7 separate regions of the Homo sapiens genome follow, and all the other regions are linked to region 1. Evidence: chromatin loops called from intact Hi-C (ENCODE). Cell type or tissue: OCI-LY7. All regions are shown on one strand.

Region 1 (4,000 bases):
TGAGACAGAGTCTCACTCTTCACCCAGGCTGGAGTGCAGTGGTGTGATCTCAGCTCACTGCAACCTCTGCCTCCCATGCTCAAGCTATTTTCCTGCCTCAGCCTCCAGAGTAGCTGGGATTACAGGCGTGCACCACCACGCCCAGCTGATTTTTATATTTTTAGTAGAGATGGGGTTTCACCATGTTGGCCAGGCTGGTCTTGAACTCCTGGCCTCAGGTGATCCGCCTGCCTTGGCCTCCATAAGTGCTGGGATTCCAGGCGTGCGCCACCGCCCCCTGCCGAAACTATTTCAATGTGACACCAGCATCATGTGTGGCATCTGCAGGCCTCTCTCGGGTTCCCCTCTGCACGGAGCCTGTGGTTTTCAGGGCGAGATGCCCGGCTGGCCCCGGGGCCTGAACCAGCTGCAACGGAAGGCTCTGTGGGATGAGGGCAACCTTTGGCCTGGGGTGCAGGGGCCCCGGACTCTGATGCTGCACCTCGACTTTACCCAGGTCCCAGGGCCTGCACAGGCTGAGCCCCCCACTAGCATGACTGCTCCTGGAGCTGTTTGTTACAGAGACTTGCCGCCTGACTCAGGGCCCCACTGTGGCAATGTCACCTGCCACACCAGCAGAGGTGTCTGTGGGGGTTGATGCTGACAGACACTGGTCTGTTCTTGGGGGAGGATCTGATTTGTCACAAAAAGAGGTCAAGTAGGCTGACAGTTCTTGCCGATGGCCCAGGTGTCGGGATTACGTGTCAGTCCTGGCTGCGCTGCCGGCTTCTCTGCGCCTCCCTGGGTGATGCCCATCTCACCGGGGTGGCGGCAGGTGCACCATCGTGGGGCCGGCACACCCGGCACCTCGGAGGCCTCTGTCCCAGCCACTGGGCCTGTCCAGGAGGGCTGGACGGGCCACCACCTCGGCCCACCCTCGAGGCTTCTCCAGGGCTCGATCCAGGCTGGGCTTCAGACATGGAGTTGCTGGCAGCCCGAGAATGTTACAATTGTTGAGCTTCTTATTTCCAGGTAACTCAAGTTCATTTTAGAAGCTGTGGAAAACACAGGCAAGCAGAGAACATGAATGACCTGCCCCCTGTTATCTACCCCAAACCTGACCTCAGTCAGCATCTGCTTCTAGGTCCTCTCGCTTTGTAGCTCCTGCCTTTGGGGCCAGCTGCTTCACACCCCAAGTCCTTCTATTATTAACTGACTCTTCCTGTTTACTTCAATCCAGCAGATGTGTGTAGAGCAGCAACCACGCCGGGCTGGGACCCCGCGGCCGAGGCGTCTGCTGGAAGGAGTCTCTGAGGTCACCAACCACGCCGGGCTGGGGCCCTGCGACCGAGGCATCTGCGGGAAGGAGTCTCTGAGGTCACTCCTGCCCACAGGTGCACGTCTGTGCACCCGCCCACTCCTGCATACACACGAACACACCTGTGCATGTATACACCGCACCCCACACACCCCTGCACACTCGTGAGGGCATGCTCTCACACACAAACATGCACTCGCAATAGGCCTCCAGGGCTGGGGCCGGCCGTGGAGCTGGACCGAGGGAGGGAGCTTGCTGGGGTGGCCCAGGTATAGCCCCTGGCCCGGCCTCAGCCCACCCGGCAGACTCTCAGCTGAAGGAGGACGCGGGTTGCCGTCGGGATGCCGTGTGCAACATCCCAACTCCACAGATCAGAAGATGGAGGCAGAGCCGATTGGAGGAGGAGGGTCGGGAGGCCTCAGGAATTGCTAAAGGGCCAGCCATGGTTCTCAGTTCTTCCCAGCAACCAGTCCAGAGACCAGGCCAATGGCAGGGCCCCTTTGCGGGCTTGGCTGATTTGATGGTACAAAAGCACGAGCGTCCGTGCAGACTGAAGTGACCACCAGGGGGTGCTATTGGCACACAGCAAGTTGGCGCCCAAATCCAGAGCCTAGAAATTGATCCTGCTGCCTCCGGGCTGCTCTGCCGCACCCACAGGTGCCCAGGGATGCCAGGCGCCTGCCCCAAGCCATGTGGGGGTGGCACAGGTGCACCCGGAAGCCCCCAGTTTCCATAATCTTCCCTCCCTGCCAGGAGGCGTGTGGGTTCGCCAAGTCCTGCTTCCAGTGCCTGCTTCTCCAGTCTCAGATCTCAGCGAGCACACCAGGGGTATGGGAGGCCTCACACCCAGGGGCTGTTGCAGCCACGCCGCTTCCTGTGTGTGGGCGCTGTGCATGGCAGGGTGGACACGACACCACCTCCCAGTTGTCATGGGCAGAGCCCCTTTCCTTGGACAGAACCCCTGGTGCCCACCCCTAGGAGGTAGGATCCAGACCAGTGGGCAGAGGAGGGGGAGGCCATGCTCCTTTGGGGCCATTTGTGTGCCTGGCGGTGGCCCCCATTGTGTCCCCAAGTGGGGTTTATGGTGTTGCCGAGGGCTGTGGGGGGCACGCCCAGTATCTGGAGCTTCTGGGTTGATTTGAGGGTTGTTCTGTGTGTCCAGGCCATGTGGGTTGGGCCACGGCCTGTGGCTAGGGTCTTTATGGAGCAGGATTGAGCCACATGTGGACAGGGTCCCTGTGGAGTAGGATTGAGGCCCCCTAATCTCCCAGCTCATTCTGCACAACTTTGGTTTTGCTCTGATTTAAAAATGAACAGATTAAACTGAAGTAAATATTTCAAGCTGTTTTTAACAAAAAAAAGGTGTTATTCATCATGCACAGTGCCCTCACTCAGATGACAGACAGCAATGAGCTTGGCTCTGCGGGGGCAGGCAGCTGGTGGCTGAGGGTGAGGCCAGCATGACATGGCTCTGATTTACCCAAAATGTTTAATACTTGCCATTTTTTTCTTAGTCTCATTTAATGTCTTTTTTTTTTTTTTTTTTTTTTGGAGACAGAGTCTCACTCTGTTGCCCAGGCTGGAGTGCAGTGGCGCAATCTCGGCTCACTGCAACCTCTACCTCCCGGGTTCAAGCAATTCTTCTGCCTCAGCCTCCCGTGTAGCTGGGATTACAGGCTCCCATCACCATGCCCAGCTAATTTTTGTATTTTTAGTAGAGACGGGGTTTCACCATGTTGGCCAGGCTGGTCTCGAACTCCTGACCTCCGGTGAGCCACCTGCCTTGGCCTCCCAAAGTGCTGGGATTACAGACGTGAGCCACCGTGCGGGGCTGTTTAATGTCTTTTTATGGAGATGCATTTTGTAGGGTGATGAGAGATGAGAGCAGAAAACAAAATCAAGCACCAGGGCCCCAGGTATGCGTCTTCCACATTTGGTTTATTTGATGAAGGAGTTCATGGCTAACAGGGCCCTATAGCCCAAGTGTGACCCAGATCTTTAGAACTGCGGGCCCTCCCTCAACTCCATCTCACCCAGTAGCATGAACCCTAAATCTACTATGGAGGCCTTAGGGAGAGAGGGTGTAGGAGGGTGGCTGCACTCTCATACCTTCCTACATCTGCTGGAGCCCAGGGCCCCCATCACAGGCAGCACCTGCTCCTGTAGGCTACAGACAGGGTCACGCAGGCGCCTGGAAACCGCTGCCAACTGCCAGGATTGGGTCTGCACCTGCCCCGGCCTCCCTGGCCCTGGGTGATGGGGGGAAGCCAAGAGGGGAGAGTCCCAGGGAACGTGACCCCCAAGTGTGTGGCTGCCCCGCCCCTCGCGGGTGTTCAAAGGCCAGGAGCCCTGGGATATTGGGAGGATGTTTCAGTATCCCCAAACCTGAAGGCACCCAGACTTCCAGAAAAGGCTGGCAATGGAGAGACAGGCAGCTTCTTTCTAAGCTGCATCATACCAGGAGGTCGCCAGGGGCACAGAGCTGCCCAGGGGCAGTGTTTCCACAGGTTTGGGCTATGGAAATGGGGACTTCTGGCCATCCTTCCTCTCTGGCCTTCTTCCAGCATCTCCCTCCAGGAGACACCAGTCCCCTTTCCCCATGGGACCACTCAGAGTCATGTCCAAGACCTTCCCCAATGGTGGTCTTTGCTGACATCTTAGGGCAGCCCCCACCCTTGCCACTGTGGATGAAGAAATCTCCTG
Region 2 (4,000 bases), 200 kb after region 1:
GTAAGGCATTAAACTCCATGCCTGGCCCTTCTGAGGCGGGCTTTTTTTTTTTTTTTTTTGAGATGGAGTCTTGCTCTGTCCCCCAGGCGGGAGTGCAGTGGCGCAATCTCGGCTCACTACAAGCTCCGCCTCCCGGGTTCACGCCATTCTCCTGCCTCAGCCTCCCGAGTAGCTGGGACTACAGGCGCCCGCCACCACGCCCGGCTAATTTTTGTTGTATTTTTTAATAGAGACAGGGTTTCACCATGTTAGCCAGGATGGTCTCGATCTTCTGACCTTGTGATCCGCCTGCCTCAGCCTCCCAAAGTGCTGGGATGACAGGTGTGGGCCACGGCGCCGGCCCTGAGGTGGGCTTTGTGCAGCTGTGCTGGCCACACAAGCCTGAAACCGGCCTTGTCTGTATGGAAAAGTTCTGTGTCAAAACTAGGTGGTTTCTAAGTCACTGTGAAGCACTGCGTGCAGTAAGCGTGCGTCACTGAAAGATGACACTTGCAAGCCAGTACTGAGCCGGGTCGTTAGGTGTCAAAGCCTGTTTTAAGCTTCGGAGGCTTAGGTTAGAAGATTTGTGCTGAAAGGCCGGAAGTGGTGGCTCACGCCTGTCATCCCAGCACTTTGGGAGGCCGAGGCGGGCGGATCACAAGCTCAGGAGACTGAGACCATCCTGGCTAACACGGTGAAACCCCGTCTCTACTAAAAATCCAAAAAATTAGCCGGGCGTGGTGGCGGGCACCTGTAGTCCTAGCTACTCGGGAGGCTGAGGCAGGAGAATGGCGTGAACCTGGGAGGCGGAGTTTGCAGTGAGCTTAGATTGCACCTCTGCACTCCAGCCTGGGCGATAGAGCGAGACTCCATCTCAAAAAAAAAAATTAAAAAAAAAATAAAAATAAACATGATGGCATGTCATGAGTTTTGAAGGATAAGAAGTTAAAGCTGGCCAGGCACGGTGGCTCATGCCTGCAATCCCAGCACTTTGGGAGGTCAAGGCGGGTGGATCACCTGAGGTCAGGAGTTTGAGACCAGCCTGGCCATCATGGTGAAACCCTGTCTGTACTAAAAAAAATTACAAAAAATTAGCCAGGTGTGGGGACATGTGCTTGTAGTCTTAGCTACTTGGGAAACTGAGGCAGGAGACTCACTTGAACTTGAGAGATGGAGGTTGCAATGAGCTGAGATCACGCCACTGCATTCCAGCCTGGGCAACAGAGCGAGTCTATCTAAAAAATAAAAATAAAAAACATAAAAATTTGAGGCTGAGGTGATAGTTGCTGCTTGAGGTTTATTGCTGATGACAAAGTGTGGGCTATTTAGGGTTTCTAATGTATTTCTCATTGTCTTAAACGGTCTTCAGCTCTGTCAAGCTGTTTATTTGTAATTTATGTGCTTTAAGATGACACTTGCCACTCAGACCTCCTCCAAGGAGGGGCAGGGGAGCCCATTCCTGGGCCTGGCACGGTGCTCCACCTCCTGCACACCCCTTTCTGGGGCAGGTCCTTGGACTGTGGGGAAGCACCTGCTGCACTCTGGGTGGTGGCAGCCTTGGGCCCTGGGCTCCCCCTTGTGGAGTCCTCAGGGTGTGAGGCACCATAAAATTATTCAAAAAATGAAGTGGCTTCCAAACACTCTCCATGTCCGCACTCCCCTCGCGGTGGACCAAGGCACACGCTCCCAGCCTGGCCACAGGCCTAGACTAGTGTTGAGGTTTGCATTGGACATGTTGAAGGCTTACAAATGTTTTTCTTTTTCTTTTGAAATTACTTCAGAATTAAAGCAAAATTGCAAAAATAGTACAGAGAACTTCCGTTTTCCCAGATTCCCACTCCGTTAGTGTTTCACCAAACCCGCATGTTCAGTCTCTCTCCCTCTCCTTAAACATTCGAGGGGCAGTTGCAAAGGTGACGCTTTCCCTGCAGGCATCCTCTTCTGTGCCTGCCCTGGTGAGAACTGCTATGGCAACTGTGTCCTAATGGCCGACCTTCTCCAGGCTTCACCCACCGTCGCTCCTGCCCTTCACTGATAGGCCCTGTGTCACACTGAACCCTCCTGTCGCTTTAATCCTCTTCTATGTGTGGCCATCCTCAGCCTTTGTCTTCTGTGACATTGATATTTTTGAAGAGCACAGCATTAGTGATTTCGTCGAACGTCCCTCAGTTAGGATTTGTTGGATGTTTCCTCTTGATTAGATCTAGGTTAGTTACCTTTGGCAGGAACTCTAGAGGTGAAGTTGTGTCCTCTCAGGGCACCATGGCCGTGTTACCCTGGTGTCGTTTTGTGCCGTGGACAATGATGCTGGCTGTGAGCACTTGGCTGAGGTGGTTGAAGAGCAGCATCCCAAACAGGGCTCTGGAGTGCAGAGTGACCTCTGCAGCCACTCTGCTCAAGCGTCTCCGCGTGCTCTGCAAGGCTCCAAACCGGAGAGGTGCTCTGTAGGTCACCCCGTTACGTAAAATCACAGACTGGAAAGAGTTTGTTAGATTTTCTTTCTTTTTTATTTTTGGAGACAGTCTTGCTCTGTTGCCGAGGCTGCAGTGCAGTGACATGATCTCGGCTCATTGCAACCTCTGCCTCCTGAGTTCAAGCGATTCTCCTGCCTCAGCCTCCGGAGTAGCTGGGATTACAGTCACGCGCCACCACACCTGGCTGATTTTTGTATTTTTAGTAGAGATGGGGTTTCACTATGTTGGCCAGGCTGATCTCGAACTCCTGAGCTCAGGTGATCTGCCTGCCAAGGCCTCCCAAAGTGCTGGGATTACAGGCGTGAGCCACCGTGCCCAGCCAGACTTGTTTTTTAAACAGGCAGAAAGGAGCTCACCCATGGAGCATTTTTTCTGAGTCGCCTGAGTTATCTGTGTCACGGCAGAAAAGGACGTCAGGAGTCTGGGGGAAGCAGGGCCATCCTGGAGGCCACAGCCCAGGCAGGTGCCAAGGCCAAAGGCAGCTCTTCTGTGCTTGCCTCTCAGAGTGGGACTGCCTGGGACCAGACCTGCTGCTCCTGAGCTGTGTTGGCCCTGGCCTTGTCTCCTCTGCATGTCAAGGACACATGACCTGCTTGAATGGCAGGGGCTTTTGTTATGCAGGTTCCCAGCCATGCCGTCACTCCACAGAAGCACAAACATGGTTTTCGGGGACTTTGGATGTTTCTGGAGGGGTCTGACTCTGGGTCTGTGTTCATGAGATCCACATTCACAGGCGTGGCTGCGAAGAGGCCCCTAGACCTTGGGATGTGTGCTGAGCCCTTAAGACATGAACCACCACTAGAATCGGCTAAGCTCCAGGGACACAGCAGTTGCGCCTGTGGTGGAGATTGTCCCAGACGGACGTTTGTCCCGTTGCTGTGACGCAGATGGTGGATGGGCTGTGGGGCTGCTTTCAAGTACTTTTTTTTTTATTTCCCGAGATGGAGTCTTGCTCTGTTGCCAGGCTGGAGGGCAGTGGCGTGATCTCAGCTCACTGCAGTCTCCGCCTCCCAGGTTCATGCCATTCTCCTGCCTCAGTCTCCCGAGTATTTGGGACTACAGGCGCCCACCACCACGCCTGGGTAATTTTTGTATTTTTAGTAGAGATGGGGTTTCACCATGTTAGCCAGGATGGTCTCGAACTCCTGAGCTTGTGATCCGCCCACCTCGGCCTCCCAAAGTGCTGGGATTACAGGCGTGAGCCACCGGACGTGGCCTCAAGTACTTTTTTGAAACTGGTTGTAGGGAATAGTTTGACAAATCGGCTAGTTGGTTGAACTTGCTTTGCATAAAGAGACATCACTAAATATAACTCTCCTTAAAGTTGGGGACTTATTTAAATCTGATTCATTTCTGTGGGGCTGTATGATGTTGGTTAATACTGAAGTCTTGCAACAAAGTCTGGCTTTGTTCCTAAGGAACCTGTCTTTGGAGTCCTTAGAGCTTCTTCGTGAGTCTGTTAATTCATAAACTCCAGACCATTGGCCTGCACGTTGCATTTGTAATAATTTCCATTCCCACAAGAAACTAGAACAGGAGAATGAGAG
Region 3 (4,000 bases), 420 kb after region 1:
TGGCGGGAAAGTCCTTGGCCAGCGAGAGGACACTGCGGGTGAGCTGCCAAGGACACGCAGGCCTCTGTAGCTCCTCTGTTTGAGGTTAGGATTTCTCCGGAAGGCGTGGTATCACTGAGCTTCAGGGAAGTGTTAATGAATTTGGGCCCTTGCGGTTTGTAGGCACTTATTCCTCATAAATGTCAGAGGACAGTCATATAAATGAACATATTTAATGACTGATTCCGTAAATATGGTAATGAATAACACTACCAATTTAGGAAGGAAATCTTTTTTTTTGAGAGATGGGGTCTTGCTCTGTCACTCAGGCTAGAGTGCAGTGATGCAGTCAGCTCACTGCAGCCTCGAACTCTTGGTCTCAAATGATTCTCCCTCCTGCCTCATCCTCTCAGACTACAGGCATGTGCCACCATCCTGTCTAATTTTTAATTTTTTATGTTGCCCAGGCTAGTCTCCAACTCTTGGTCTCAAGCTATTCTTTTGCCTCGGCCTCCCAAAGTGCTGGGATTACGGGTGTGAGCCATCGCTCTTGGCCATGGGTAGCTTTCTTGGGGTGACTACGGTCTTACTAAATTGTGTCACTGTAATGTCACAGAATTCTCTTTGATCAGTGGGTCGCGTAGCTGGTGATTTTTGATGAAAGGGTAGAAAGGCAATTTTGCTGCTCTCTGTATTTTTAAATGTTATAATTCAGCATCTCTTTATTTGATAGGTTCGAGGCTATAAAACATTTCTTCGTTTATTTCCTCATGAAGTTGCCGATGTAGAGCCTGTTTTAGATTTGGTCACAATTCAGAATCCCAAGGACCATGAAGTGAGTGTCTCTGCCTCCCCCCTCGTCTCCAGCCCTCCGTGCCTGTCCTTCCTCCCTGCTTGCCCCACCCTGCTGCACCTTCCCCTTCCTGTTTCTTTCATTTTATCTCCCTTTGTTTTGTGTCACTCCTCTTTTCTTTCTTTTCTTTTCACTTTTCCTTTACTTCTTGTACAAGTTGCTTTAAATTATTTTCGTTTAAAATAGCCCCTTTATAAAAAAAATTATGCCTAGGTGTAGTTTAACAATAAATCCGTCATTGTTTCTATGTTTTTTTAACTGTGTAAGTATAACTGTGTTGGGTTCCCAAGACCACCCCCAGGTTTGATACTTCCTGAGCGGGACTCACAGCACTCAGCATAGAGTCCTCCTTTTGGCTGTCACTTGTTATGGCAAAATAATACACAGCAAAATCAGCAAAGGGAAAAGGCACATGGGTGGGGTCTGGGGAGAACCAGGCGGGAGCTCCCGGGGTCCTCCAGTTGGGTCCCACAGGGCCTGTGTCATTCCCCCAGCAGTGAGATGTGACCACACCTGTGAGGTGTCTATCAGAGAAGCACGTTTGAGACTTGGTGCCCAGAGCTTTCACTGGGGTCTGGCCACATGGACACCTCTGCCTGGCACGAAACGAAATTCCAGACCCCCAGCAGGAAAGCAGGTGCCAGCGTAAAGCACACGGTTTGTGCAGATTGAGCCAGCGAGGGACCTCATCAGGCAGGGCTTGGTGGGAACCCTGCTGGTGTCCAGGTCCCTGGATACCAGCCCAGGGCCGGCCTCGTCAGGGGCCTTGCCTCAGACGGCAGCGGGGCCTGCTATGCTCGCTGTCTTCTGCGTGGTATGTATTTGGAGGAGCACACGGTTTATAACCGTGCAGTGCGGTGGCTTGTCTCGGCGTGGATGTGACTGATGAGCGCTGTGGGGCATTTCCCTGCTGCCCTGCACTCCGTGCCCTTCTTTCCCTAGTACTTCTAGCGCCCCCCAGTGGAATGATTGCAGGGACAAATTGGGATGTTTTTTACTAATTACTGAAAATAAGGGTACTCCTTTTTTATTAGAAGTTGATAATTGTTTTCTTTATTCTTTTTTTTTTAAAAAGACAGAGTTTCACTCTTCTTGCCCAGGTTGGAGAGCAATGGCACAATCTTGGCTCACTGCAACCTCTGTCTCCCAGGTTCAAGCGATTCTCCTGTGTCAGCCTCCTGAGTAGCTGGGATTACAGGCATGTGTCATCACGCCAGGGTAATTTTGTATTTTTAGTAGAAACAGGGTTTCTCCATGTTGGTCAGGCTGGTTTAGGACTCTTGACCTCGGCCAGGCACGGTGGCTCGTGCCTGTAATCCCAGCAGTTTGGGAGGCCAAGGTGGGCGGATCACGAGGTCAGGAGATCGAGACCATCCTGGCTAACACGGTGCAACCCTGTGTCTACAAAAAATACAAAAATTAGCCTAGCATGGTGGCAAACGCCTGTAGTCCCAGCTACTCAGAAGGCTGAGGCAGGAGAATGGCGTGAACCCGGAAGGTGGAGCTTGCAGTGAGCGAGGTTGCGCCACTGCACTCCAGCCTGGGCAACAGAGCGAGACTCCATCTCAAAAAAAAAAAAAGGAACTCCTGACCTCAGGTGATCCGCTCGTCTCGGCCTCCCAAAGTGTTGGGATTACAGGTGTGAACCACCACACCTGGCCTTTTTTCTTTATTCTTAGGTGTTTTTACTTTTTATCTGTTTTTCACTTTTTCAAAAGGCCAGTTTGTATGTGGAGAGGTGCCAGCGAAGAGAAGCTGCTATACTGATGTATTATGATTTTTCTTTGTTCATTTTGATGTCTCTCTTGTCTGCTGAGCTAAGTTACGGCGGTAGGTGTGTGTGGTGGGGATTCCGGGGGGGATGTGGCGAGGAGTTGGTGAACGGCTTGCATTTCTGGCCCTGAGGGTGATGGCATTTGAATGGCTTTCATAGGCATTGGGTGGGCATGGAGGGCAGTGACTTTGAGTAGATTGTGGCCAGTGGCCTGTGATTTTCAAGCAAGACTCATTCTTCCCGTGGTTTAATTTTTTAGGCTTGGGAAACCCGCTACATGCTTTTGCTCTGGCTCTCCGTGACCTGCCTGATCCCTTTTGATTTTTCTCGCCTTGACGGGAACCTCCTCACCCAGCCTGGGCAAGCACGAATGTCCATAATGGACCGTATTCTCCAAATAGCAGAGGTAAATATCATGCAGATAATTAGCTGCTAATTAGTACTCACTTTCATGTTCATGCTGTCTTGATGTTAGTGGTTTACTCGGTAAGCTTCTGATATGTATTCAACTGCTGTTTTTTTCAGTGGGGTAAAATCCCATAGGATAACTTATTTTGAAATTGTGATAATTCATGTAGGGGTCAGGTTGAGTTAGCAAATCTCATTTCTTTGTAGATGATGCAAATACTCTGTTGAGGGTAATCATGGCAGATAAGGAAGGGTTTAGTGGCATGGTGAGAGAGAATAAGGACCCATTTTACATTTAGTTCTTAACGTTATATAAATAATAGATGCTCATTTGTAGGAGAACTAGAAAATAAAGATAAGCAAGAAAAATACTAAATTTAAATTTATGAAATTCTAGTGCCAAGAGATAAGTTGTTTATTTTCTCCGAACTTTTCCTGATGTAAATATTATGCATATAAACACAGCTTATTGTATTAGTTATCTATTGGATCATAACTAATTACCCCAAACTTGAGTGTTTGACACACATTTATCCTCTTGTAGTTTCTGTGGGTCGGGAGTCTGGCATGGCTGAGCTGGGTCCTTTGTGTCAAGCTTGCCCACAGCTGCAGTTAAAACTCGACATGGGCAGGCTTTGCCCCAAGGCCGTTGGATTGAGGCCACCCTCAGTTCTTTGCCACCTGGGCCCCTCCAACTTAGTGACTTATTCCATCAAAGCCTGCAAGGGAGAAACTCTGCTAATGAGATGGAAGTCATGATAATATGTTACCTGATCATGGAAGTGACGTCCCATTCCTCTGCCAGATCCTGTGGTTAGCAGCAAGTCACCGAGTCCAGCCTACGCAAGCGAGCACTAGGAGGCTGTCAGGCTCTGAGCCATCTCAGTTGTCTCGGTCTTCCTGCCACGCTGACTGCGACAGCCCTGGTCAGCATTCACTGAGTGCCTGCTGTGTGCCTGGCACCGTTCAAACACTCATAGATTAAT
Region 4 (4,000 bases), 520 kb after region 1:
TGCGTGCCTCACTCATCTGGCACCGTGACCGCGCTCCGGCCCTGAGCCCCACTTCTCTGAAGCCTCACGTGTTGCCCGTGTGGTCTGCTCCTCACCGTCTTTTCTCTTGTCCTTGCCCAGTTGTCGCCGTGATCCTGAAGGCGCTGACCTACGACGAGAAGCGGGGTGCCTGCAGCGTGGGCACCAACGTCAGGGACGCCGCCTGCTACGTGTGCTGGGCCTTCGCGCGTGCCTATGAGCCTCAGGAGCTGAAGCCCTTTGTGACTGCAATCTCGAGGTAGGCCCATTCGTCGAGGTACATCGGATGCGCCGTGCCCCCTGACGGCGCCGTGTGTCGTTTCCTCCATGAGAGGTGTGCACAGCAGATGCTCGTGAAAAGGTGAAATTACTTGGCCAGAGGATCTGTGACAAAGCCACCGCTTGGAGGTCAAGCTCCTTTTCTGTGGGTGAGCAACCAGAGCAGAAGTGTGTGGAGGAACATTCTGGAGGTCTTGGCCACCCTGCAGGCAGTGGATTCTTGGGCGCAGGTGATCGACAACCAGAGCAGAAGTGTGTGGAGGAACATTCCGGAGGTCTTGGTCACCCTGCAGGCAGCAGATTCTTGGGCGCAGGTGATCGGCACGCTGGGTGGCGTGGGAGGAAGCAAGTGGGGCACGGGAATCGCCTGTGCGTGCTCCCTGCGGTCGTGGGTCTTGGCGAGAGGCGAATTCTGTCTCTATCTCCTTTCAAGTTCCTCTGGAATACAGCAGGCATGTTGGACATGGCAGTCTTCAGATGGTGTTTGTTTTTGTTGAGGAGCTGGATTTTGTGTTTTTGTGGACCAGCACTTGAGAGAATGTTCAGTAGCAATAGCCTTCGCTGGCATGCCTGATGTCAGCTCCTCTGAGATGTAAGTGAACACTTCAGAACCTCTGGGAGGTAGGGAGACACTTTTTCCCTCTGGCTTCCTGATGAGAAAACTGAAGCCAGCAGGTTTCATGGGATCACCAGAACCCCAGAAGCTGTGCGGCCTGTGGCGGGCGGGGCTCCTGCCTCGGTGTCCAGTGCGCGCACCCAGCTGAGCCCCGTAGTGGTGTCCTGTGCCAGGGACTTTCAGGATCTGATACTTTTTGCTTAGGAAACATGCAAAACATGTGTCCCCAGCGCAGGAAACGATTCAATTCAATTCAACCGTGTGCGCTGGTTTTGTACACTGCTTTTGGACTGAAATGAGTTCTTTTGTGCTGAAGAAGGCAGGTGCTTCCTTTCTTGTTGTGCATGAAGGAGCTGGAGGCGGGACACCGAGGAAGGCGACTCAGTGTCACTGTCCGTCATGGGTGTGTGAGCCCACGGCTGAATCATCACAAGGTTTCACACCCGCACTTCACCTGACAACTTTTACTAGGAAAATGAACTAGGGAAACTGACTTCAGAATTATGCCCAAGTCTTAGAAGCTCCTCCTGCAGCTGTTCAGGAGCCGAGCGTCCCCTGCTCACTACAAGACGCCTGAAGGGGTCATGGGATGCAGCGTCTGAAGCTTCCACCTGGAAGTGCACTGCTCCTTTTGGTCTGGGCGGGGCGGGGCGCCGGTGGCAGATGCCCCTGGTGGCAGGCTCAGGCTACTGTGCTGGGTCCCCTCTGCCCCGCACGCCCCGCGAGCACCAGCAGGGCCTCCCCGGCATGTGGCGGGGCCAGCGTTGGCCTGGGGCCCGCTTGGCTTTGATCTCGTGGGGCTTCGTCTTTTGGACGTCCTGGGTGCGCCTCCACTGTGGCTCCTGGGTTCCCTCACGCACCCGGGTGTAAGCGCCACTGCCTGTGTCCGACAAGCAGCTCGTTGTGAGGCACACGCTGGTAAGCAGCTCGTTGTGAGGCACACGCTGGTGTAGGCTCCGAAGGGTCTCGGTGACAGGCGCTTTTCTCTTGTTCCTGCCCACTGCTGTTCCATCTTACCAAATACTCAGTAGCGTCCGGAGAGGGACCTCAACCCGGTTACTTCCCTGGGTGTGCAGCACGTGGCCAGCGTCTCATAGTCTAGATTCTTGCATCAGAGCGAAGCCTGAGAGGAGCCGAGGGTCCTCCTCCTATCCAGGGAGACCGTGTGTTTCCCGAGGCAGCTGTGAACACGCACGTCCCTCTTGTCCTGCTCCTCTTCGGAGGAGAACAGCGCGGCTGGAGGGTGCTGGTGCTGGCCAACGTGTTATGGAGAGTGTGGCTTACCTGAGGCCAGGGAGGTCTGGGGTGGCTGAGAGCGGCTGTGGCCTCTGTCTGCTGCTCTCCCCAGTGGCCACTCTGGCAGCGCTGCTGGGCAGGGGCTTGGCTGCTGGTGGTCTTCAGGGAGCAGTGCCTTGCAGAGTGGAGCAGAGAAGACGGAGAGGTCCGGCTTTAGGCCCCTGCCGAGCTCCTGAGGCCCTGCCGCGTGCCTGTGCCAGCCTGCAGCGCTGCTGTCTGTGTGCGGGAGCTCTTGTGTGTGATCAGCCTCAGGAAAGGCTCTTCCTGTTACTTCCTTGTGCTGCTCCTGCACTTCTAGGAAGTTGATCCTGTAACTAGGAAGTGAAAGCAAAAAAATGTATCTTTCTTATTGTTGATAGGAATAGTCACAGAACGAGAAAACTTCCTTACGTTGATATCTCATTCAGTTTCCTTAGCAACCCTGAGAGGTGGGCAGGGGCCACCGTCATTCTGGTTTCACTGAGGAAGTCAGGACAGCACTGAAGACACCTGTCCAGCACCTTGTGCTGACGGCTTCCCAGCCAGGCCCATCACCTGGTGGCCGAAGGCTTCTGAGCCAGGCCCATCACCTGGTGGCCGACGGCTTCTGAGCCAGGCCCGGCACCTCGTGGCCGACGGCTTCTGAGCCAGGCCCGGCACCTCGTGGCCGACGGCTTCTGAGCCAGGCCCGGCACCTCGTGGCCGACGGCTTCTGAGCCAGGCCCGTCTGGGCAGCAGCTCCCAGGCCCTGGCCCGGGGCTCAGCGCTGCCTCGTGGCTGAGAAGCTCCTCACCACCTGCTGTGAGGCCGTGGAAAGACCCTGAATGCAGACGTGTGACGGCTGCAGCTGCATCTGGCCCCTCAGATGGTGGTTCCCCTTTCATGGTGAAAATCCTCACGGATTTCCTTTTCAGCCTCATATTTTGTCTAAGAGCTGTCAACATCACTGAAACCTGGGCCTGCCCTTCATCCTGGGGAGGACTCCCTGGTCCAGTGTCACAGGAGGAGTCGGGCCAGGGTTGAGGGCTGGCACAGGACATGGGGGTGAGACGAAACCTCCACTCACCTGGGAGGGTGTCTAGGTGGGCACGGAACCCAGGGTCGTGTATGGGCCATCACTCATGGGTTCTCTGTTTTGGGGGAAAGCTGATCCCACTGGAGGGTGACTGTAATGAGAGTCTCCAGATCAGGTGCCGACTTTGGAGAAATGCAGGTGCAACTGTCCGAACAAATCAAGTCCCCGCTACTGGACGGGGCTGGCAGCTCAGCTGGGGCCGGAGAGAAAAGTCACGAGCAAGAAAGTTCTTACCTAAGGTCCTGGACAGGCAGATACATAACTTCTGCCTTTGGCAACGTTAGATGTCATCGTTCCAGAGTAAAATACCTATAAAAACCTGCCGATGCGCGGGGAGCCTGGCCTTGGTCTGGGTGTGGAGGGCTGGGGGCCGGCCGGTCGGTAGGTCCTGGTGCAGGCGGGCCCCGTGCTTCATGGAGGTTGGCGCCGCTCGGTGGCCTGCTCGCTTATTCTTAGGCCTGATTCACAGAGGCTGGGGCCACTCAGTGATCTGTTCGCACATTCTCAGGCATGAACCTTCAGGGCTGGACTCCTGTTCTTTTGTGCAGTTTCCACAGGGGACCCTCTTGCTCCAGGGTCATCTTTCTCACTTTGAAGCCCCTTGAGCCGCCCCTGCACAGCCTCCTGTTGGCCCCGTGAGGGTCCTGACTGGGGCTCCTCTTTTGGAGCAGCTGCCACGTGTGGACCGGCACGGGCATGGTCGTGGTCTGCCCAGCTGGGTGTGGGGTTGAGCCCAT
Region 5 (4,000 bases), 140 kb after region 1:
AGCAATGTGGCCCTCATCTGAGGTGTGTGCTGGGTCTGCCTCTGCACCAGCTAGGTGTCCTGGTAAGTTAAGTAACACTTCGCCTGCTCTCTGTTGCCCCTAAGCCTTTGTCTCGCATCAATCTTGGCAGAATCCTCCTGTTCCTCTGTCTTCGGCTTTAGCCACCATCAGGGCGTGTGTCCTGCTATTTCCCCACTCGTTTTTGCCCTGTAAAGGAAAGACCATGTAGCAGCTGGCACTCCTTCCCCACTCCAGGCCCGGTGTCCTGGGCTGTGGCACCTGAAGATTCTGTCCCTGAGCCAGTCTGGACACAGCCAGGCGGCAGCACTGGCATTTTGGGATGTCAGTGCATCATCATGGGCACTGTGTGTCCACGTGGGATGCCAGGACCTGGTGCTGGGATGTACAGGGAGTGAGTACTGCGGCTGCATTTCTCTCCTGTTGGAGGGAGGTTCTCACCTCCAGCTTCTGATGATGTCAGTGGAGCGAGAATGCCAACCCAGAGGGCCGTGACACTCCAGCCCTTTTTTTTTTTTTTTTTTTTTTGAGACAGGTTCTCGTTCTGTCACCCAGGCTGGAGTGCAGTGGTGCAATCTCAGCTCACTGCAGCTTCGACCTACCAGGCCCAAGAGATCTCTCACACTCCGAGTAGCTGGGACTACAGGCGCCAGCCACCACACCCAGCTAATATTTTTGTATATTTTTGTAGAGACGGGGTTTCACCATGTTGCCCAGGCTGGTCTCCAACTCCCGACCTCAAGCGATCCACCTGCCTCAGCCTCCCAAAGTGCTGGGGTTACAGGTGTGAGCCACTGCACCTGGCCTTGATCTTCTAGCGAAAACTAGAGAGAGAGAGAGAGAGAGAGAGAGAGAGAGAGAAACGTTAAGAGGGAAAGAAAAGGCAGGAACCCCTAAGCCCACTCCCTCAGGAGAGGAAGGGAAGAGAGGATGGGGATCCAGCCAGACCCTTTTGTCAGGAAAACACTTGCTGGGTTCCTTACCTGGAGGGGTCTCTAGTGAGTCGGTTGATGGCAGGAGGCTCCCTGGCAGCCAGACAGGGAGAAGAATGCCAGCCTCTGCAGGCACCTTCGGCCACGTGGAGGAGCAGACCTAAGTGTGGCCAGGGAGGTTTCAAAGCCTCGAAAATGCTGCAGACAAAGGATGCATGTCCTGTGCCAGACCCTGTTCTCTAAGCCAGGAGCAGGTACTGATGGGGGGTCCCGGGCCAGGTGGACACACAGAGAAGAGGACTGAGGAGTGCAAAACCCCTCCCTTGCTCCCAGGGAGGCATTTTGCCCAAGCCAGGGAATGCAGAGGGCAATGAGCCCACAACTGCCACAATTTCTGGGACAAAGCTATGAGGCAAGGTATGCTCACATCAAGATTTGAACTCAGATTGCTGCTGTTGCCTGTCCTCCGTGCCTTGACACAAACAGGGACGTTATTGGGGCCTGGAGAAGAATTATGGGCCACAGGCTGCCCAGTCAGGAAAGAAAAGGGAGTCTATAGCAGAGGATGGTTTCGATCCATCGACCTCTGGGTTATGGGCCCAGCACGCTTCCGCTGCGCCACTCTGCTGGCTATAAGGGGGGAGCCTGAGTCAGATCATGACCACAGGAGTCATCTCCCTGCAGGCGGCGACCCCTACTGGCCAAGAGGGGCCAACAGAGGACTGGCTGGGCAAGGCACATGCTCAATTATAAGCCTACTCCTCCTCTCTCAACTTCTTGTAGATAAAACTCTCTGAATTCATGTCCTTTTCTGCTGTTAAAACATTGGCTGGAGGCCGGGCACAGTGGCTCACGCCTGTAATCACAGCACTTCGGGAGGCCAAGGCAGGCAGATCACATGAGGTCGGGAGTTCGAGACCAGCCTGACCAACATGGAGAAACCCTGTCTCTACTAAAAATACAAAATTAGCCGGGCGTGGTGGCGCATGCCTGTAATCCCAGCTACTCGGGAGGCTGAGGCAGAATTGCTTGAACCCAGGAAGTGGAGGTTGCGGTGAGCCGAGATCGCACCACTGCACTCCAGCCTGGGCAACAAGAGTGAAACTCTGTCTCAAAAAAAAAAAAAAAAAGTTGGCTGGGCATGGTGGCTTACGCTGTAATCCCAGCACTCTGGGAGGCTGAGGCTCAGGAGTTTGAGACCAGCCTGGGCAACACAGGGAGACCCCCCCCCCCCGGCCTCTACAAAAAATAAAAATAAAAAAAAAAATAGCCAGGGGTTGGCAGCCAACGCCTGTAGTCCCAGCTACTCAGGAGGCTGAGGTGGGAGGATCGCTTGAGCCCAGGAAGCAGAGAGCAAAGATCATGCCACTGCGCTCCAGCCTGGGTGACAGAGCCAGACCCCAGTCTCAAAAAACAAAACAAAAAAAAGACTGAAACTCCTGGGATCCAACTGAAAGTATGAGCCGGGACACTCAAAGGAGATAGCTGCAGCTAGTCTAATGAACTGTCTGTGAGGAGCATCTCGACACAAGCCACGGTCAGCACCGAGGCCTGAGCCCTCAGGGCAGGGTGCATCCTTCCCAGGAGCCTGGACCCTGTGAGAGCTGGAGCTAATGGGATGGGCCACCAAACAGGAGGCATGGCTCCCCTGAGAGGAGCCATCGACCCTAGGCCAGGCAGAGAAAGAGCTGGGGAATACCCAAGCCTCTCTCTCCTCCACCCTCCAATCTCCTTGCCCGTGCCTCCCATTGGCTGCAGCCGCTTAGCTGTCTTGCCCTCTGCCTTCCAGGCGGCCTCAGGTAAGAAAGGCGGAGGTGGGCCTAGAGGACACATCCCAAAGCACTACAGGAAGTAGGTGTGGCCCTACATGTATGGACACGTTGCCAAGAGCACGGGAGGGAGGGGAGGCTGAGGCAGAGCCTGCAGCCAGGGAGCTCCGTGATGTTGCTGGCACCTGGCAGGGCACAGGGTGCAGCCCTGGGCCCAGAACCTCCAGACTGGGGGCTGCCGATGGGGTGAGGCTCCCTGTGCTGCACCCACAGGCCTGTACTGCAAACCTTCACCTCCGCAGTCTAATGGGTGTTGTGTGAGTCTTACAGACCCAAGCACACAGGTACAGGCACAGAGGTGAAAAGGTGTCGACTGGGAGAAGACAGAGGGAACCTTCTGAGCAGCTCAGAACTGTCCCAGGGCTTGGCCAAGCTGCTAGGCTCAAAACCAGATTGGAGGGTTGGTGTCAAAGGCTTGCTGATGAGGTATGTGGATGGACTTCTTGCAACAGGCCCAGAAGTTGAGAAGAGATGGTCCCTACTCTTCTGGGTGTACGAAGCAATCTAAACATGACGGCCAGACTCTCCAGCCACCTTAGTGATGCTTGTTTTATGGCCTCGGACCAAAATGGTCATGAGAACACGGAAGGAGGGCACGCCCAGGCTTCTTTCTTCGTCAAGCCTGCCCGGGCAAGGGCTCCTGCTAAAATATTTTAGCGACCAACCACACATCGCAATACTAGTGGGGTGGGGCAGCCCGCACCTGGTGACAGGTGGCCTCACTCATCCTTCTGTGGAAGGCGCAGGGGCCAGGCCGGAAAAGACCCTGAGGCTGGACCTGGTCGTATCTGCGTCCCTGCAGGAACCCACTGTCGCTGCCCCTGCACGACGCCCGCCAGCCCACGATGGCAGCAACAGGTGATGGGCCCGTGCAGGTGGGAAACCGATTTTCCTCTCAGCCGCTCGCCCTCCGGAGGCAGCTGGCCCAAAAGAGGGGCATCGGGCGTCCTCCTCCACACAGCCTTAGAGGGGGAGGTCGGCACCAGCATCTTTCCCACGCTCCTGGCAGATGCGCCCACGGCTTCTACCCGGGATGCCCGAGCGTCAGTCGGGCCAGCGCCAGCCGCGCGCGCCGGAAGCGTTTGCTCGTGCAGATCCCCGGCGCGGAAGCCCGACTACGAAGCTGCGGCATCGCAGGCGCCGCCTCAGGTCCCCACCCGCTTCCCCCCGGGTTTGCGGACGGAGCTGGCGCCTCTGAAGGCGGAGGCGAGGGCCCCGCTC
Region 6 (4,000 bases), 97 kb after region 1:
GGTGGGAAGTACACCTCATCCCACAGCTGGATCTTAGATCCTCAAGAGCATCTCTCCGGGAATATTTGATGACCCAAAAACACAGAAGACTTAAGAAGTGAAATGTGGCCGGGCGCAGTGGCTCACGCCTGTAATCCCAGCACTTTGGGAGGCCGAGGCGGGCGGATCACGAGGTCAGGAGATCGAGACCATCCCGGCTAAAACGGTGAAACCCCGTCTCTACTAAAAATACAAAAAATTAGCCGGGCGTAGTGGCGGGCGCCTGTAGTCCCAGCTACTTGGGAGGCTGAGGCAGGAGAATGGCGTGAACCCGGGAGGCGGAGCTTGCAGTGAGCCGAGATCCCGCCACTGCACTCCAGCCTGGGTGACAGAGCGAGACTCCGTCTCAAAAAAAAAAAAAAAAGAAGTGAAATGTGGGCTGAGCGCTGGGCAGGATGGGCGTGCGGAAGAACAGCAGCGCATGGAGGGCGCGGTGCCCGCCAGCAATCAAGGGGCAGAGGTGCCGATCCTAAAGGCCGCCCCATGGACAGTCACAAATGACAGTTTTTCCTTCTTTTCTCTGTTTTCCAAACAGCTGAGACAGTCATGGGGGGGTGGGGCGGGGGGTGCTTTACCTCCGCTGTAGTAGGCAGCAGCCAGGCCAATCGACAAGATTCCTATGAAGAGAAAGTGACTGCCTGCCTATTGATCCCGGTAAGACCCCACCTCCCTGGTGCAGCGGGACCAGGAGCCACAGCCCCTGATGAGCAGGCCCTTCCCACTGTAGGAACAGCTGTGGTCAGGGGTTACAGACCACCAGGTTCAGAGTAGGGGAAACAGCCAGGAAGCTGGTTCAATAATGCAGTATAGCTGGGCGTAGTATCACACACTTGTAATCCCAGCTACCTGGGAGGCCGAGGAAGGAAGAGCGCTTGAGCTCAGGAGTTTGAGACCAGCCTGGGCAACATAACGAGACCTCATTACTAAAGAAAACAAAAGCAAAACACAGTATACGCTATTCACAGTATTTACTAGACACATCTGCTGTGTGAGGCTCCATAACTGACACGGGTGTTACTCCAGTAGCACGTGGTGAGGCCTGAAGACTGTGCACAAAGAAATTACAACACAGCGTGTCATGCAAAACACACAGGAGGCTGTGGCGTGTCACAAAAAAGGTGGGCCCCAGCTGCTGAGGTACAGCCAGCACCACTCCTCACACGGTGTCCCGTCAACACAAGTGCAGCTGTCCCCAAGGGTACAGGACCCTACTGGTGGGTAGCGATGGAGGACGGGAGGCTAAGTGGACTGTGAGTCCTACGAAGAGGTCTGAGGACCAGGGAGGAGGAGACATGGGAACCCACGATCACCCATCACGTGGTTAGTGGACTGTGAGTCCTACGAAGAGGTCTGAGGACCAGGGAGGAGGAGACATGGGAACCCACGATCACCCATCACGTGGTTAGTGGACTGTGAGTCCTACGAAGAGGTCTGAGGACCAGGGAGGAGGAGACATGGGAACCCACGATCACCCATCACGTGGTTAGTGGACTGTGAGTCCTACGAAGAGGTCTGAGGACCAGGGAGGAGGAGACATGGGAACCCACGATCACCCATCACGTGGTTAGTGGACTGTGAGTCCTACGAAGAGGTCTGAGGACCAGGGAGGAGGAGACATGGGAACCCACGATCACCCATCACGTGGTTAGTGGACTGTGAGTCCTACGAAGAGGTCTGAGGACCAGGGAGGAGGAGACATGGGAACCCACGATCACCCATCACGTGGTTAGTGGACTGTGAGTCCTACGAAGAGGTCTGAGGACCAGGGAGGAGGAGACATGGGAACCCACGATCACCCATCACGTGGTTAGTGGACTGTGAGTCCTACGAAGAGGTCTGAGGACCAGGGAGGAGGAGACATGGGAACCCACGATCACCCATCACGTGGTTCAAAACAAGTACAAAGGAAAATATGGTGACCTCAGAAAAGCTCATAGAGTATATTAAATACGCTGGGTGTTAGTGATTAAAAGGGGACAAAACAGACATGCATTATCTGTAAAACCAAGTACACCAGATAGAATTTGAATGGATACAAAGAAACAAAATAGCCATTAGATTTCAAGGTAATAGAAAAAAGAGAAAATATTTTGTTTCATTTTCATCCTTTTTGAAAGTCAGGCTTCCGGTTCTGGGGTTCTGGGGAGGGACGTGGAGAGCCTTACCAACCAGCAGGGACCAGGACCGGATGCCTGGAGCCCTCTTCAGATGGAGGCGGGAGCTGGTGCGGGTCTCCACCTGCAGGTACATCCCGAGAGGGCAGCACCACTCTCTACAGGAGGAGGGGTCTGGGAACAGACAGAGGCAGCTGAGCCCTTGGGCCTGCACACAGGCAGGCGCCCACGCCATCAGGCCCAGTCTGGAGGCCAAGAGCAGGTCCCCCAACTAAGTCACCTGCAGCCCCAGACACCATCAGCCAGTCTCACCTGGTCTCTGTGGTTGGGCACGTCACTGGATCCCCCAGAGACCCCGTTTCCTGTGTAAGGAAGGCCCTTTTCCGTTCACAGCGACACCGACTGCGCGGGGGCTGTTTCCCGCTCAGACTCACGAGCTACAGCTGCATCACCACCTGCCCCGTCCTGTCTGGAAACCTTATGTCCTGAGGCCGCTAGCCCCCAGCAGCCTTTAAGCTTCTAGCATCTGTGGGCACCCCCTCTCCCCTGTGCTGGCCTCCACCAAGAAAGGAACTGAAAGTCCCATCATGGCTTCCGGCCGTACTGGCTCTCGCACTGGCATGGACCAACGATCTCAGCTCTCTCTCTGCCCTCCTCCACCTGCTGAAAGTTCAGACTGCACAGTAGAGGGTCCCAAAGCGGCCAGAACCGACGAGTCACCAAAGGGGCTAATCTTCCACAGCGGAGTTCCGCACGGGCGCAGCAGCCCTGCCACTTCACCGTACGCTCCCAACACTGGCCCCAGGGACCCCGTTCTGGTAGTTTCTCAGGGCTTTCCCTGTGAAGTCAAATCAAATTTCTGACATTAAGTAGGGGGTTCAGGCTGGGCGCGGTGGCTCAGGCCTGTAATCTCAGCACTTTGGGAGGACGAGGCGTGCGGATTGTTTGAGTCACGGAGTTCAAGACCAGCCAGGGCAACGTGGCGAAACCCCGTCTCCACAGAAAATACATAAAACAGCCCGGTGTGGTGGTGTACGCCTGTGGTCCTAGTTATTCAGGAGGCTGAGCTGGGAGGATCACCTGAGGCCGGGAGGTGGAGGCTGCAGTGAGCAGAAATCGTGCCACTGGACTCCAGCCTGGGTGACAGAGTGAGACCGTGTCTCAAAAAAATAAAAAATAGTGGGTTCAAATCACACAAACCAATCCTAGATGCTGGTATATGACTGGGCTCCCTCCCGGGCCTCAGTTGCCTCATTGCTCCCGAAACACCCGGCATTCCACATCCAAATGCACACACACACGCACACTCGCGGACACAAGCACACGCGCGCTGGCAAAGCCGCCCGCGCCGCTAGTCGCACCGAGCGCTCGTTTCTTTGTCCGGATCGGGGGCGCTCCCGCCGCCGGGGCCAACCTGCAGCGGAACAGGCGCGAGGCCGCCCGCGACGGGCACGGCGGGACACGGAACAGCCGGCAGGCGGGCCCAGGACGCAGACCCCTCCCGGAGTGGGCCTAAGGGTGCCGGGACGCGCGGCACGGAGCGGGAAGGAAGTGCGGAGCCCACCCAGCCCAGCCGCCTACCGAGAGCACAGCGGTCCCCGCGCCGCAGCAGAGAGACGCGAACCGGCGGGGGCGGGGCCGCGCGCACTTCCGGGATTGGAGCGGAGCCGAGCCGACTTTCGGGGGCGGGGCCGCGCGCGCTTCCGGGATTGGGGGCGGGGCCGCGCGCGCTTACGGGATTGGGGCGGGGCCGCAAGCATTTCCTGGATGGGGCGGAGCCGAGCGGATTTCCGGGATCCGGGCGGAGCCGCAGGAGGAGGCGGGTGGTTCCTGCTAAAGAAGCCAGT
Region 7 (4,000 bases), 51 kb after region 1:
ACAGGGTTTCACTGTGTTAGCCAGGATGGTCTCGATCTCGTGACCTCGTGATCCACCCGCTTCAGCCTCCCAAAGTGCTGGGATTACAGGCGTGAGCCACCACACCCGGCCCTGGGTTTACCATTTTAATGCCAAGTAGCAGAGTGCCAAGATGGCAGATGCTGATTGCAGATTATAACTGCAATCTCTCTCTCCTTCTGATTACAACTGAAACTGCACAGAGTGCACTTTGGGAGGCAGAGGCAGGTGGATCACCTGAGGTCAGGAGTTCGAGACTAGCCTGGCTAACATGGTGAAACCCCGTCTCTACTAAAAATACAAAAATTAGCCGGCCGCAGTGGCACGCACCTGTAATCCCAGCTACTCAGGAGGCTGAGGCAGGAGAATGGCTTGAACCTGGGAGGCAGAGGTTGCAGTGAGCTGAGATCGCGCCACAGCACTCCAGCCTGGGTGGCAGAGCAAGACTCCATCTCAAAAAAAAAAAAAAAAAAAACAAAGACTGCCCTTGAAGAATAATTTAGTAACAAATGTCACACGGCACAGAAAGCTGGTCATCTAACTGCCATTCCTTCCTCTGTCACAGCGGGCATGGTGGGGCAGCAAGAGTCCTAATCTCCCCAGCCATGTGCTTTCTGGCTTTAATCTTCTATTTGAGCTTCAGCTCCAGGGCTCACAGTGCCATTCAACCACTTCCATCCAGGTTGACTGTATGAAGGGAACTCACAGCTTCTACACCATAAAAATCACCCTTAAAGAATTGCTATAATACCATTCTTTGTATTAGCCGTGCTTTACTTTTATCTTCTAAAATCTTTTATTAAGGGCCAGGTGCGGTGGCTCACACCTGTAATCCCAGCACTTTGGGAGGCCGAGGCAGGTGGATTGCTTGAGGTCAGGAGTTTGAGGCCTGCCTGGCCAACATGGTGAAACCCTGTCTCTAATAAAAATACAAAAATTAGCTGGGCGTGGTGGTGCATGCCTGTAGTCCCAGCTACTTGGGAGGCTGGGGCAGGAGAACCGCTTGAACCCAGGAGGCGGAGGTTGTAGTAAGCCAAGATCACACAACTGCACTCCAACCTGGGCAACAGAACAAGACTGTCTCAAAAAAAAAAAGAAAGAAAGAAAGAAAGAAAAGGCTGGGCATGGTAGCTCACGCTTGTAATCCCAGCACTTTGGGAGGCCAAGGTGGGCAGATCACCTGAGGTCAGGAGTTTAAGAGCAGCCTGACCAATACAATGAAACCCCATCTCTACTAAAAATACAAAAATTAGCCGAGCGTGGTGGCATGTGCCTGTAATCCCAGCTACTTGGGAGGCTGAGACAGGAGAATCACTTGAACCCAAGAGGTGGAGGTTGCAGTGAGCTGAAATCGCACCATTGCACTCCAGCCTGGGCATCAAGAGTGAAACTCCATCTTAAAAAAAAAAAAGAAAGAAAAGAAATGGGATGGGTAATGGCTCTCGCCTGTAATCCCAGCACCTTGGGAGGCTGAGGCGGGAGGATTGCTTCAGCCCAGGAGGTCAGGCCAGCCTGGGCAGCATAGTGAAACCCTGTGTCTACAAAAATAGAAAAACGAGCCAGGCGTCGGGGCACGCACCTGTGGTCCCAGCTATAGTCTCAGTCCCAGGCTGAGGCAGCAGGATGGCTTGAGCCTGGGAGGTCAAAGTTGCAGTAAGCCATGACTGCACACCTGCACTCCAGCCTGGGTGACAGAGTGAAGCTGTAACTCAAAAGAAATAAAAGAAAGAAAGATAGAAAGTGGTAAAAGAAGGCTCCCAGAGACAACACAGAGACCTGGGCCACAGAGAGCATGAGTGGCTGAGCAGAGACCATCTGCCGTAAGAGGTTAAGCATCAGTCTGTTAATAAATAACAATGGGGTAACCACAGGCCGTGTGGGCCGGGTTCTCCACTTCTTCTTGTCACCATCAAATGAGAAATTTTATTTCTCCAACTCCATCAGTGAGATTGAGGGTGTGCCCTGAAACCTCAGAGAGGAAGACATCTAAATGCTTACACCCACCGGGCATGGTGGCTCACACCTGTAATCCCAGCACTTTGGGGGGCCAAGGAAGGAGGATTGCCTGAGCTCAGGATTTTGAGACTATCCTGGCCAACATGGTGAAACCTCGTCTCTACTAAAAATACAAAAATTAGCGAGGCCTGGTGGGGCATGCCTGTAGTCCCAGCTACTCGGGAGGCTGAGGCAGGAGAATCGCCTGAACCCGGGAGGCAGAGGTTGCAGTGAGCCGAATCGCGCCACTGCACTCCATCCTGGGCGACAGAGCGAGACTCTGTCTCAACCAATCAATCCTAACACCATGCACACAGCAGGCGGATGCTGCAAAAGACAGCCCTGTGGTAGGTAGCCCCAGGCCACGGGAGAACAGGCCTCACCTTGACCACATGCGCGCTCACCCTGTCCACATGCGCGCTCACCCTGCCCACGTGCGTACTCACCCTGCCCACGTACGCACTCACCCTGCCCACGGGCACGCTCACCTTGTCCACGAGCGCGCTCACCCTGCCCACGTGCGCACTCACCGTGCCCACGGGCACGCTCACCTTGTCCACGGGCACGCTCACCCTGCCCACGGGCGCGCTCACCTTGTCCACGTGCGCATGCCAGTACTCGTCGTGCGCCGTCCGCGCTTCCGTGCTGTTTATGCGGGAGAAGAAGGTGGGCTTGGTCAGATGCAGCGAGGATGCGCTGATGCCAAAAGCCTCAGCAATGGTGAGCTGGACCTTCTGCCGCACCTCCCTGCAGAGGACACAATAGCCGTCAGCGCAGCCCCAGGCGGGAGGGGACGCTCGTGGGTCCCAACCCGTGGGTGGCAGGAAAGGAACCAGCCTTCGTACGGCTCCGGGCCCGCGGGGCGGGGGCTCCCAAGCACACCGGGAACAGATACCGGCTCCGCCTGGGAACGACGCGGCCCACAGCCCACGCACAGAGCAGCCAGAGGCAGGCGCAAGACCACAGCAGCAGGACTGGGGAGGCAGAAGGGGGCCTGCAGGACCAACGCTGGGGAGGCTGGTGTGGAGTCAGGCCCCAGATGCCAGAGCCTCCAGGCTTCACTTGCAGGGCCTGGAGCCCAGCCTCCTATTCAGCAACGAAGAGGCTGCTGTCCCCCAACGTGAGTGTGCGGGGTGTGTGGACGTGGGGAGAGGGGAGTGGGTGTCGAGCCTGCTAAGTGTGGATGGGGTGTCTGTACTGGGGACAAAGGGACTCTCGCTCAGAAGACCCCATGTGCCAGGCCAGAGCGGCTCTGAAATGGATGTCTGGGTGGGCATGGGCCCATGTGGGGGGCTCGAGGGGGGTCACTCATGTGTCCTGGGATGGTTGCGTGACTCTTAGCTCCTTTGCCCTCATCTCAACCTGGGCTCCTCCAGCAGAATTTTTTCTTTTCTTTTCTTTTTTTTTTTTTTTTTTGAGATGAGGCTTGTTCTGTCACCCAGGCTGGAGTGCAGTGGTGCAATCTCAGCTCACTGCAACCTCCACCTCCGGGGTTTAAGCAATTGTCCTGCCTCAGCCTCCGGGGTAGCTGGGATTACAGGCACCCGCCACCGCACCCAACTAATTTTTGTACTTTTAGTAAAGATGGGGTTTCACCATGTTGGCTAGGCTGGTCTCGAACTCCTGACCTCAGGTGATCCACCCGCCTCGCCTCCCAAAGTGCTGGGATTACAGGCATGAGACACCGCACCCAGCCTCATCTGGCAGAATTTTTAAAACTGGGCTGATTTTACACAGCAGAAAACAAGAGGTTCTGACCAGGATGCAGCCACAGGATTCCAGATCTGTTTCACCGACCCGGGCGCATCCTGGCCACGCTGGGCCTGCCCCGGCCTTTGCTCCATGAGAACTCACTTCTGCAGGCCTGGCCCTGGCCCCTGGGCCTCTCCGTGGGGCCTCCCCGGACCGGCCAGCTCTGCCACACCCCTCAGCCCCAGGCCACCCCGCCTGCGAACCCCCACCCGCCTCACTCCTCCTTACCGGTATA

Evidence for each region. Hi-C counts contacts between places; a loop is a spot of excess contacts. Peaks named below come from ENCODE experiments on the same cell type or tissue, not always from the same donor. Only the 100,000 strongest peaks of a DNase experiment are listed, where the experiment ranks them.
Region 2: a loop joins it to region 1, with 10 times the contacts of the local background. A loop is called at or near these places in 79 of 110 quality-filtered maps.
Region 3: a loop joins it to region 1, with 5 times the contacts of the local background. A loop is called at or near these places in 66 of 110 quality-filtered maps.
Region 4: it touches region 1 in a loop (5-fold over the local background); 2 of 110 quality-filtered maps call a loop at or near these places.
Region 5: it touches region 1 in a loop (7-fold over the local background); 29 of 110 quality-filtered maps call a loop at or near these places.
Region 6: a loop joins it to region 1, with 5 times the contacts of the local background. A loop is called at or near these places in 2 of 110 quality-filtered maps.
Region 7: a loop joins it to region 1, with 4 times the contacts of the local background. A loop is called at or near these places in 98 of 110 quality-filtered maps.

Annotation. Positions count from the first base shown.
Region 1 is chr17:82,350,140-82,354,139 of GRCh38, forward strand. No RefSeq gene overlaps it. Among named protein-coding and RNA genes, the nearest start is that of TEX19, 7.1 kb to the right of the region's middle. RefSeq lists enhancers at 358-477, 1,156-1,375, 1,806-2,682 and a silencer at 1,247-1,425. In OCI-LY7, CTCF peaks have their summits at 286 (motif pointing left), 485, 1,850 (motif pointing right) and 2,063; DNase peaks (open chromatin) are centred at 312, 662, 1,212, 1,862 and 1 weaker place; H3K4me3 peaks cover 1,896 bases; H3K27ac peaks cover 2,801 bases.
Region 2 is chr17:82,550,462-82,554,461 of GRCh38, forward strand. All of the region lies in intron 1 of FOXK2 (forkhead box K2), which reads left to right. Among named protein-coding and RNA genes, the nearest start is that of FOXK2, 33 kb to the left of the region's middle. RefSeq lists silencers at 1,412-1,706, 2,884-3,055 and an enhancer at 1,793-2,417. In OCI-LY7, a CTCF peak has its summit at 1,564 (motif pointing left); DNase peaks (open chromatin) are centred at 1,540 and 2,940; H3K4me3 peaks cover 1,552 bases; H3K27ac peaks cover 2,322 bases.
Region 3 is chr17:82,765,555-82,769,554 of GRCh38, forward strand. TBCD (tubulin folding cofactor D) reads left to right here. Exons shown (of 39, transcript NM_005993.5): 4 at 713-814; 5 at 2,866-3,012. Among named protein-coding and RNA genes, the nearest start is that of TBCD, 15 kb to the left of the region's middle. In OCI-LY7, a CTCF peak has its summit at 1,815 (motif pointing left); a DNase peak (open chromatin) is centred at 1,767.
Region 4 is chr17:82,870,104-82,874,103 of GRCh38, forward strand. TBCD (tubulin folding cofactor D) reads left to right here. Exons shown (of 39, transcript NM_005993.5): 14 at 121-277. It overlaps LOC124904096 (a long non-coding RNA gene), which reads right to left and starts at 2,523. Exons shown (of 2, transcript XR_007065971.1): 1 at 1-2,523. RefSeq lists enhancers at 750-1,947, 1,385-1,434 and a silencer at 1,555-1,714. In OCI-LY7, CTCF peaks have their summits at 1,578 and 1,778; DNase peaks (open chromatin) are centred at 1,238, 2,575 and 3,018; H3K4me3 peaks cover 3,285 bases; H3K27ac peaks cover 3,451 bases.
Region 5 is chr17:82,493,215-82,497,214 of GRCh38, forward strand. TRX-CAT1-8 (tRNA-iMet (anticodon CAT) 1-8) reads right to left here and starts at 1,578; the gene lies at 1,507-1,578. RefSeq lists silencers at 1,349-1,686, 1,462-1,721. In OCI-LY7, a CTCF peak has its summit at 1,686 (motif pointing left); DNase peaks (open chromatin) are centred at 627, 1,097 and 1,577; H3K4me3 peaks cover 1,883 bases; H3K27ac peaks cover 3,093 bases.
Region 6 is chr17:82,446,966-82,450,965 of GRCh38, forward strand. CYBC1 (cytochrome b-245 chaperone 1) reads right to left here and starts at 3,787. Exons shown (of 7, transcript NM_001033046.4): 1 at 3,735-3,787; 2 at 2,205-2,327; 3 at 615-656. The coding sequence starts at 2,289. RefSeq lists silencers at 2,128-2,177, 3,488-3,847 and an enhancer at 2,598-2,857. In OCI-LY7, CTCF peaks have their summits at 2,246 and 2,445; DNase peaks (open chromatin) are centred at 1,146, 2,626 and 3,876; H3K4me3 peaks cover 3,030 bases; H3K27ac peaks cover 3,261 bases.
Region 7 is chr17:82,401,331-82,405,330 of GRCh38, forward strand. OGFOD3 (2-oxoglutarate and iron dependent oxygenase domain containing 3) reads right to left here. Exons shown (of 9, transcript NM_024648.3): 6 at 3,994-4,000; 7 at 2,607-2,760. Among named protein-coding and RNA genes, the nearest start is that of HEXD, 15 kb to the right of the region's middle. In OCI-LY7, no CTCF peak of the experiment used is centred here; a DNase peak (open chromatin) is centred at 1,641; H3K27ac peaks cover 1,773 bases.